Linked DNA regions of Homo sapiens: region 2 is linked to region 1. A link is a contact called in ENCODE Hi-C or POLR2A ChIA-PET data. All regions are on one chromosome and are shown on one strand. Each heading gives the region's core, a stretch centred on a gene start or an enhancer-like site at or near the end of the contact. The rest is flanking DNA. Distances are from core to core; before and after follow the strand shown. Region 1 holds the start of ZNF766 (zinc finger protein 766). Region 2 holds the start of ZNF880 (zinc finger protein 880).

Region 1 (4,817 bases), core at 774-3,273:
AGTAAATATTGGTGATGCCAGAGGAAGGATGTCACACTGTCCTGAGACTGTGAGTAGGGCTGGCACCTGGTGCACAATCGCAGGGTCAGCAACAGCCAGGGGGAGGGACAGACCATTCCCAGTTACTACTGAGTAGAGATCACAGGCCCTGAGACAGGTGGGTGGGCCGGTTGGAGATCTCTTCCCTTTACTGGTTGAGATGGAAATGTGCACGTGTTTTTCCGCATACTGACCAGTTCTCTGGCACACTCCCAGCTGGATGACCCACAATTTAACTCAATTTTGATAGTATCTACCTGGAGATAGAATCAGATCCCAGTTAAGGACTCAGTCCCACAAGACTGCCCCTCACCTCAGATATGGATAAAATTAACGGTTTCCAAAACACACTCCTCTATTTTGATTTGCTAGGATGGCTCTTCCACCTGTATCCTTTGTAATAACCTTTATAACTGATAGTAAACCTAAGTAAAATTTTCTCTGAGTTCTGGGAACCATTCCAGCAAATTAATAAAATGTGAGGAGGCCGGGCAAGGTGGCTCAAGCCTGTTATCCCAGCACTATGGGAGGCCGAGGTGGGCAGATCACCTGAGGTCTCAGGAGTTCACGACCCGTCAGGCCAACACGGTGAAACCCTGTCTCTACTAAAAATACAAAATTGGCCAGGCGAGCTGGCGGGCGCCTGTAGTCCCAGCTACTCGGGTGGCTGAGGCAGGAGAATCGCTTGAACTCAGGAGGCTAAGGTTGCAGTGAGCCGAGATTTTGAGCCCCTCTCCTCTCCCGCAGTTTCTCCCCTTCTTCCCTCTATTCCTTCTTTTCCACTTCATCTGCTCCATCTTGCAATTTTTTTCCTCTTGTTGCTCTTTCTCTCCAATCTTTTGATTGTCTCCAATCTCCATATATTTCTGCCTCTTTCTTCTCCCATCTGTGCTCCTCCTGTTAAATTCCCTCTTCTCTGTCACGCCCCCTTGTCCCTACTGTCTGGCAACCCCAGATCTCTGGGGTGGTTCTCCCTTTGCCCTCCTTGTCACCGGCTGCCCCCTCTTGCTGTGCCAGCACCACGCTGCTCGGTCTGCCCTGGCTCCAAATCCCTCCTCCTCTCCCCAACTTTGTCTGAGGAGCCTCCCGCTTTGCTGCCCCTCTCCCTACCTTGCTGTCCTTCATCTGTCTAGAAATAGAACTTTTCTCTACATTTCTCGAGTTGCTTTTCTCTCCCTGCTACTTCCTGGGGTGCTTCTTTCACTTTGCAAATCTCTCACCCTCCCTCTGCGTTGCCGTCTTGTTATGGATCTTCCTCATTATTTTCTCTCTAAATTTTTCTGTTTCCTCTACCTCGCTCTCCATCTCTCTTTCACTTCACATTCACAGGGAGGGGACTGGAATAAAATACCCACCTCCTCAAGAGCACAGTTTCCAATGGGAGGAATTTGGGACGGAAGAACACTGGGTGCCCTGAGATAGGTCCCGGCCACCTCCCCCAACACAGGATCCGGAGAAGCCGTGACTGCGAAAAGGCCTGGGGACAGAAGGGAACGGCCCAAGGAGGACTACGGCGGCAGGCAGATCAGGGGTGGGGTCTGCAGAATCCCCAGACCAGGCAGAGGACGCGGCCCCTCCCGAATGGCGGCTGCGGCGCTGCGCCCCAGGGGCCGACAAGGACGAGGCTTGGGACCCGGAGGGCGTGGATCCGCCTCGCAGGCGGGGACTTTACGTGGCGCGGGGCTGGCGGAGGGGTCACTGAAGGGTTTTAAGCAGGAAAACGGCGCGAAAGCAGCTGCCTACGCAGCCCTACGGCAGAACGACCGGAGACAGAACCAGCCCTAGGGCGATTTTAACACTCTGACGGGACGCATGAATTTACTCGGGGTGGAGAGAGCGGTGCGGGGATTTCAAGGTCTGTACCGCCCCCCACATCCCGGGTACAGAAGCGTGAGGGCACCGCTAAGCGAACACTTAATCTAAACAAAGGAAAACTCACGCGCCGCAGTTGCGCCATATCTCCACGCCATCCACTTCCGGGTCTGCAGGCGGCTGCGCGCGAACGGAGAGGCCGGGCCGGGGCGTGGCCAGCGACGTGGCGGGCGGGGCCTGAATACTTATTGGACGGGGCCTGCACTTCCCTCCTCCTATCTCTGGGCGTGTCTCGGTTTTCCGCGTTTTGCAAGCCACACTTGCCAGTCAGGCTGGAGCCGCTCCACGGTTTGTGACCTGGGATCTCACTAGGAGGGTCAACGTCTGTTGTTTGGATCCAGGAAAGTTCCCACAATTAAAATTAAGGAATTCAATTAAAATTTAGAAATTTAATTGAAAATCCCTTAAATTGTCTGTGAAAGGAATGCAAACTAAAATACAATATGCAAACTCAACCTGTGCAGAATGTGTAATTTCACGCTGACGCCCCACAGAATAGCATAGAAATCCTCTCCATTTCTATTCCCCATTCACTCTGGAGTAGAGAGTTCCAAAGAGTTTCCTGGGCCACATCTGGGGCGTGGAGTGCTAAGGCCGGTGAGAAGTCAGGTCACCAGCTATTGCTTTTAAAAAAGCAATAGAGGCCGGGCACGGTTGCTCACGCCTGTAATCCCAGCACTTTGGGAGGCCGAGGCGGTCGTATCACTGGAGGTCAGGAGTTCGACACCAGCCTGACCAAAATGGAGAAACCCCGTCTCTACTAAAAATACAAAAATTAGCCGGGCGTGATGGCACACGCCTATAATCCCAGCTACTTGGGAGGCTGAGGCTTAGGTCAATATTTTCTAAAAATACTGTAATTTCAGATTCACTTTAGGTGCATTCTGAAAGTAATAAGTAAACATACTTTTTATTTTAAAAATTATAATCTCTTAAATCTTGTTTGTTTTCTCTTCTTCAATGTACTGGCCCCTGTAGATAACAAAGCCCTTAAAATAGTCTTCAGAAGACAATTGTATTTATTGATCTAAAGAATAACTCTGCAGTAATTCTAAGTGTATTTGGTAGGCCGATTATTCTTTTATAGAACCCTGATAGAAGTAAAACTAGATTATCAAATTTTAAATAGCCTTACGTCTGCCGGCAATAATTTTATGGCAATATTTTTGAATTAACAGGTACTAATAAGTATGCTTTTCTCTGATATCTCACCCCCCCAACTTTTTTTTTCTTAAGACAGAGTCTAACTCTGTCATCCAAGCTGGAGTGCAATGGCACGATCTCAGCTCACTGCAACCTCCACCTCCTGGGTTCAAGCAATTCTCCTGCCTCAGGCTCTCGAGTAGCTGGGATTACAGGCGCGTGCCACCACGCCTGGCTAATTTTTGGATTTTTAGTAGAGATGGGGTTTTGCCATGTTGGCCAGGGTGGTCTCAAACTCCTGACCTCAGGTGATCATCTGCCCACCTTGGCCTGCAGAGTGCTGGGATTACAGGCGTGAGCCACCGCACCCGGCCTTATATCCCTATTTTTGGATCCCTTCATCCATCTTGAAGTATGATCATGTTTAGATATGAAAATGAACATATTTAAAATATTAGCAGGTTAAAATGAGGATATAGTGATATGTCACAAAGATGGATACGAGATGACATATCAGCATTTTTTATTTTTATTTTTTTCAGTTGGAGTCTCGCTCTGTTGCCCAGGCTGGTGTGCTGTGGCATGGCCTCCACTCACTGCAACCTCTGCCTCCCGGGTTCAAGCAATTCTCCTGCCTCAGCCTCCCGAGTAGCTGAGATTACAGGCGCCTGCCACCATGCCCAGCTAATTTTTTGTATTTTTAGTAGAGACGGGGTTTCACCATGTTGGCCAGGCTGGTCTCGAACTCCCGACTTCGTGATCCGCCCACCTTGGCCTCCCAAAGCACTGGGATTACAGGCGCGAGCCACCGCACCCGGCCCATATCAGCATATTTTACTTCGATTATTATTATTATTTTTTAGAGACAGGGTCTAACTGTGTTTTCCAGGCTGCATATGTACTCCTGGGCTCAAGACATCCTCTTGCCTCAGCCACTTAAGTAGCTAGGACTCCAGGCACACTCCATGGTGGCCTAGGTCAGCATTATTTTTTGAAGATGCAGTATCTGGGATAGATTTTGGGATCTGTACAAGATAGATGTCTATATTACACAATATTGCTAAATAGCTATGTTGCCACGAAACAACTTTTAGCATTGACTTTTATGATCTGAAGCAAAGAAATGAGTTGATTGCAGAGCTTTTCATGAAACTAAAAAGTAGAGGATAAGCTGATTATAGCTTAAAGTTATAAACCCATTATGTATATGGGGAGTTTGTTGCTTCTAAAATTTTCAAGGGATCAGCATGGACATTTTTGGTTTTTGTTTTTTTTTGACAGGATCTCGCTCTGTCACCCAGGCTGGAGTGCAGTGGCACAATCTCGGCTCACTGCAACCTCCGCCTCCCAGGTTCAAGTGATTCTCCTGCCTCAGCCTTCTGAGTAGCTGGGATTACAGGCGCGTGCCACCACACTCAGCTAAGTTTTTGTATTTTTAGCAGAGATAGGGTTTCACCATGTTGACCAGGCTGGTCCCAAACTCCTGACCTCAAGTGATCCTCCTACCTCGGCCTCCCAAAGTGGGATTACAGGTGTGAGCCACTGCACCTGGCCAACAATTTTATTGATGAATAAACATTTAACAGGAATATCATACGCAATAGAGGCAATCCGTTAGGAGATAGGAAAAAGAATAATTTCTATACAACCCATTATAGACTGGTTTTTGAGATAAGCACTGATTAGCCTCAAAAACTTGATTGCGCTATTGCTTATACATTGTTCATCCTGACCTTACATGGTAATTGGGGAGACCATCTATG
Region 2 (4,817 bases), core at 1,248-3,747, 100 kb before region 1:
GTTACTCGTGAGGCTGAGGCAGGAGAATGGCGTGAACCTGGGAGGCGGAGCTTGCAGTGAGCCGAGATGGTGCCACTGCACTCCAGCCTGGGCAACTGAGCGAGACTCTGTCTCCAAAAAAAAAAAAAATTAGTAGAGATTTCTAATTTTGTGGACAACATAAGAAATACAAAAAATTAACCCACAGTTATTTCTATAGAAGCGTCAGATACAATATATATAATTTTTTTTTAGATGGAGTCTCACTTTATTGCCCAGGCTGGAGTGCAGTGGCACAATCTTGGCTCACTGCAACATCCGCCTCCCAGGTTCAAGTGATTCTTCTGCCTCAGCCTCCCGAGTAGCTGGGACTACAGGCACCCACCACTGTGCCCAGCTAATTTTTCTATTTTTAGTAGAGACAGGTTTTCACTATGTTGGTCAGGCTGGTCTTGAACTCCTGACCTCAGCAATCCTCCCGCCTCGGCCTCCCAAAGTGCTGGGATTACAGGCGTAAGCTACCTCACCCAGCCAGGATGAAGCTTTTGAACACCTCCCATGTGACAGGCACTTTCTAAATGTTGTACATGTACTAACGGCTATAACAACAAAAGCCCATAAAAGAACAATCTGTTCCCATCCTATTGAAGAGACAACTCTTTCTCAGACATTCTAAGAAACTTGCCCCAGGTGTGAAGGCTAAAAATGGCAGAGTAAGCGCCAGATCCCAGGAGTCTGGGCATTAGAATCAAACTTTAAGAATTAGGCCAGGCGTGGTGGCTCATGCCTGCAATCCCAGCACTTTGGGAGGCCAAGGCAGGTGGATCATTTGAGGTCAGGAGTTGAAGACCAGCCTAGCAAACATGGTGAAACCCCATCTCTACCGAAAATAAAAAAATTAGCCAGGCGTACTGGTGGGCACCTGTAATCCCAGCTACTTGGGAGGCCGAGGCAGGACAATCACTTGAACCCGGGAGGCAGAGTTTGCAGTGACCTGAGATGGTGCCACTGCACTCCAGCCTGGGTGACAAAGCGAGACTCCAGCCTGGGTGACAAAGAGAGACTCCATCTCAGAAAAAGAAAAAAAAAAACATCAAACAATAACAGATCAGCATCAAAAGTAAATTGACAGACAATGACCTAACTGAGTATAGTTAAAATAAGTTCCGGGATTAAAATCAAGAAACTGTCGCACATGTATCCCCATAACAGGTTACTATCCTTACAGCCATAGACTCACTATCATAACAGTGTAGAACAATTTTAAGGTCATGAAAATATATAAGATGTAATTTCAACTGTTAAAAGATATAAGACGTATATAAACTGATGATGCGCCTTTGATAAAAACAATAGACTTGCTCATCTGTGCACTCATCCACACACATCACATGTACACACTTATTCATATACATATATACATTCACACACATATACTCTAGTAAACATATATGTGACAACTGAAAGAGTTGTCTGTCAATAACCTCTTTTTTAGATATTTGTCTTTGTTCGTTTTTTAATGTGTCCAGGTTGCAGTGCAGTGGCTTATTCATGGCACACTACAGCCTTGAATTCCTGGCCTCAAATGACACCCTCTCCGAGTAACTCGAATGACAAGCGTGCACCACTGTGCCTGGCTGTCGTTGTTTTTGCAAATGTGCATTTCAGCATGTTTGCAACAATAAAAATGTATAAACTGTGCTCAATTCAGTTTATAAACATTATTTCAAACTATTTCAAAAAGTCAGACCATGTAAAAACATAGAAACGAGAATTCCAATCTCTATTAAATACCCGTACTGAAACATATGTTTCAAAAATTGAGATGGGGGTCTCACTATGTTGTCCAGAGTGGTCTCAAACTCCTGTGCTCAAGGAATTCTCCAGCCTGGGCCTCCGGAGAAGATGGAATTCCAGCCCCGGCCCATAAATATTAGGTTGGTGCAAAAGTGATCGCGGTTTGCCATTACTTTTGCACTAACCTAATTTTGTCCACTAAATATTTATTTAGGTGTTAGCAAAAGCCCAATGGAGGCTGAAACATCACAATCAGCAGTAAACATCAGATCGATTTCCTCTCATTTAAGGCACAGAAAAGGGGGCAGGCCTGTGAAAAGAGGGCGAGGCTTGGGGGACCGGAAAGACGTGGATCCATCTCGCGGGTGAGAACTTTACGCAGCGCGGGCCGTGTCTAGGGGTCACTGAAGGATTTGAAGCAGGCAAACTCCGCGACAGGAGCTGTCTACATGGCCCTGTGGTGAAAGACCGGGGACAGGACCAGCCTCCGAGCGATTTTAACACTCAGGGAAGCGACCGCCAGACTCTCATTAGAACGTCTGAGTTTAGTCGGGGTGGAGGGAGCGATGCGGGGATTTCAAGGTCTGTGTGACCCCTGAGATGCCGGGTACAGAAGCGCGAGGGGACTCAGCATCCCAGATTTAATCTAAACAAAGGGAAACTCACACGCCGCAGCATGACCGTCACTCCACGTAATCTGCTTCCGGGTCTCCAGGAAACTGCGCGCGCAGCTGAGAGGCGAGGCGAGGCCAGGCCCGGGTGGGATTGGGCGGAGCCTGCGCTTCCCTCCGCCTCGCTCCCAGCTCGTCTCGTTTTGGAGGCTAGACCTGCCGTGGAGACTGGAAGAACTCAGCTATCTGGAAATAGATTGTGTCCCGGCAGAGGGAAAGTTTGTTGATGATTAGATCCAGGAAAATTCCTGCTATTAAAATTAATTTTAAATCGGCTGTAGGGGCGCTCGCATGTGGTCCTAGCTACCCGGATGCTGAGGTGGGAGGATCGCTTGAGCCCATGAGGTGGAGGCTGCAGTGAGCCGAGGTCGTGCGCTGCACTCCCGCCTGGGCATGAGAGAGAAACCTTGCGCCTAATAAATACATAATCATAAATAACAAATTGGAAATAAATAATTAAAATAAATAAATATAAATGAATAATAAACACTAGTTTCCGGAATTTTAAAGTCCTTGAATTGTTTATGAAGGGGATGCAAATTAAAATATGAAATGCAAAACCCTGCCAGGGCGGAATGTGCAATTTCCTTTTTTTTTTTTTTTTTTTTTTGGAGACAGAGTTTCGTTCTTTTGCCCAGGCTGGAGTGAAGTGGCGCGATCTCGGCTCACTGCAACCTCCGCCGCCTGGGTTCAAGCGATTCTCCTGCCTCAGTCTCCCGAGTAGCTGGGATTACAGGCGCCCACCACCACACCGGGCTACTTTTTTGTACTTTTAATAGAGACAGGGTTTCTCCATGTTGGCCAGGCTGGTCTTGAACTCCTGACCTCGTGATCCGCCTGCCTTGGCCTCCCAAAATGTTGGGATTACAGGCGTGAGCCACCGCACCCGGCCAAGTTTTTTTTTTTTTTTCATATTTATATTAATCCTAGTGTATACCTGCCATTGTCTTATGGACATACTCAGGTCACAACTTTTTTTTTTTTTTTTTTTTTTTTTTTGAGATGGTCTCCCTCTGTCTTTCAGGCTGAAGTGCAGACAGCTCACTGACTGCAGCCTCGACCTCCTGGCATCAAGTGATCCTCCCATCTCAGCCTCCCAAGTAGCTGGGACTACAGGCACACGCCACAATGCCCAGTCCCATGTCACAAAATTTTGTCTCCAAACAGCACTCATTTATTTGTCCCCTAAAGTTTTCACCAGAGCAAAACAGGGAAGAAATGTATTAAACATAGAATTTGGAGGCAATGTAGGAAAAAAATGTAAAAATATATATACATACAAAAAATATAAAAATATACATGCTAGGTGTGAATTGTAACTAAGTTTCCAGTATGGGTAGTGGGTATCCCCGCCCCAGCCCTACCCTTTAGCAATCATGACACCCCAAGCCAGTCACCTATCCCAGTTCTCTGAAGCCACTTTTGGACCAGCTGGAAAAGTATACCCTGCTTTCCCCCACAGAGCCTCATTATATAATAAACACTCTCAAACCATATCAGTGTATGGGATCATCATTCTCAAGATCCAAGCCAAACCTTAGGGGGACTTCAAACAAGTTCCAGAAGAGTGGTCAAAAATTCAAATTACCAAAAGAGTTGTGAGGGTGACTATATGAAGTTTCTAGTTAATGTACCAAAACAAAATTCCCTTTCTGTGTGTGACTTAAAAAGAAGATGGGTGAACATTAATATTTTCAAATGATGTCACTGAACACTAGAAGTACAAAAAGAAATTGTGTTACAGTATTATTATTATTTTTTTTTTTTTGAGACGGAGCCTTGCTCTGTCACCAGGCTGGAGTGCAGTGGGGTGATCTCAGCTCACTGCAACCTCTGCCTCTTGGGTTCAAGCGATTCTCCTGCCTCAGCCTCCCAAGTAGCTGGGATTACAGGTGCACACCACCAGGCCCAGCTAATTTTTTTTTTTTGTATTTTTAGTAGAGACAAGGTTTCACCATGTTGACCAGGATGGCCTCAATCTCCTGACCTCGTGATCCACCCAATGCAGCCTCCCAAAGTGCTGAGATTACAGGCGTGAGCCACCAGGCCCGGCCATGTTACAGTATTTTTGCCCTCAACCCATACTTTATTTCCTAATATTTGTCATATTACTATATATTTTTGCTGCATGAAAATGAAGGTGCACACCATAGTTCTTATTTGGCACACAAGAAAGAGGCATGTAGAAACACAATACAGGGCATACTCTTTAACACTCACACACATTTGAGGGTGTACAAGGCTGAAATTGTACTATTAAAGTGATTTTGACTTTACCCACATAAACATCCTACACCAGAGTACAGAGAAACTAACTCAAGTACTAAGTGTAATTACTCAACATCATACTTACTTAAGTATATTGCACCC

What was found. Hi-C counts contacts between places; a loop is a spot of excess contacts on that map. ChIA-PET counts read pairs that join two places held with the same protein, here RNA polymerase II (POLR2A). Pooled maps may share reads with other maps.
Region 2: a map of PC-9 shows a loop between it and region 1 (7-fold over the local background). The contact joins the promoter of ZNF880 here to the promoter of ZNF766 in region 1. A Hi-C loop is called at or near these places in 2 of 168 maps with a recorded cell type or tissue (PC-9 and naive thymus-derived CD4-positive, alpha-beta T cell), 1 of 37 single-sample maps with no recorded cell type and 10 of 50 pooled maps. POLR2A ChIA-PET finds 5 or more read pairs at or near these places in 4 of 52 experiments (H1, MCF 10A, T-cell and 1 more).

The regions. Positions count from the first base shown.
Region 1 is chr19:52,266,793-52,271,609 of GRCh38, reverse strand. ZNF766 (zinc finger protein 766) reads right to left here and starts at 2,023. Exons shown (of 4, transcript NM_001010851.3): 1 at 1,979-2,023. The coding sequence starts at 1,996. It overlaps LOC124904763 (a long non-coding RNA gene), which reads left to right. Exons shown (of 4, transcript XR_007067331.1): 4 at 1,369-2,366. RefSeq lists enhancers at 1,017-1,086, 1,520-1,814, 1,737-2,282 and a silencer at 1,997-2,226.
Region 2 is chr19:52,367,603-52,372,419 of GRCh38, reverse strand. ZNF880 (zinc finger protein 880) reads right to left here and starts at 2,497. Exons shown (of 4, transcript NM_001145434.2): 1 at 2,443-2,497. The coding sequence starts at 2,454. ZNF610 (zinc finger protein 610) reads right to left here. Exons shown (of 6, transcript NM_001161425.2): 6 at 4,642-4,817. RefSeq lists enhancers at 2,056-2,195, 2,396-2,505, 2,516-2,815.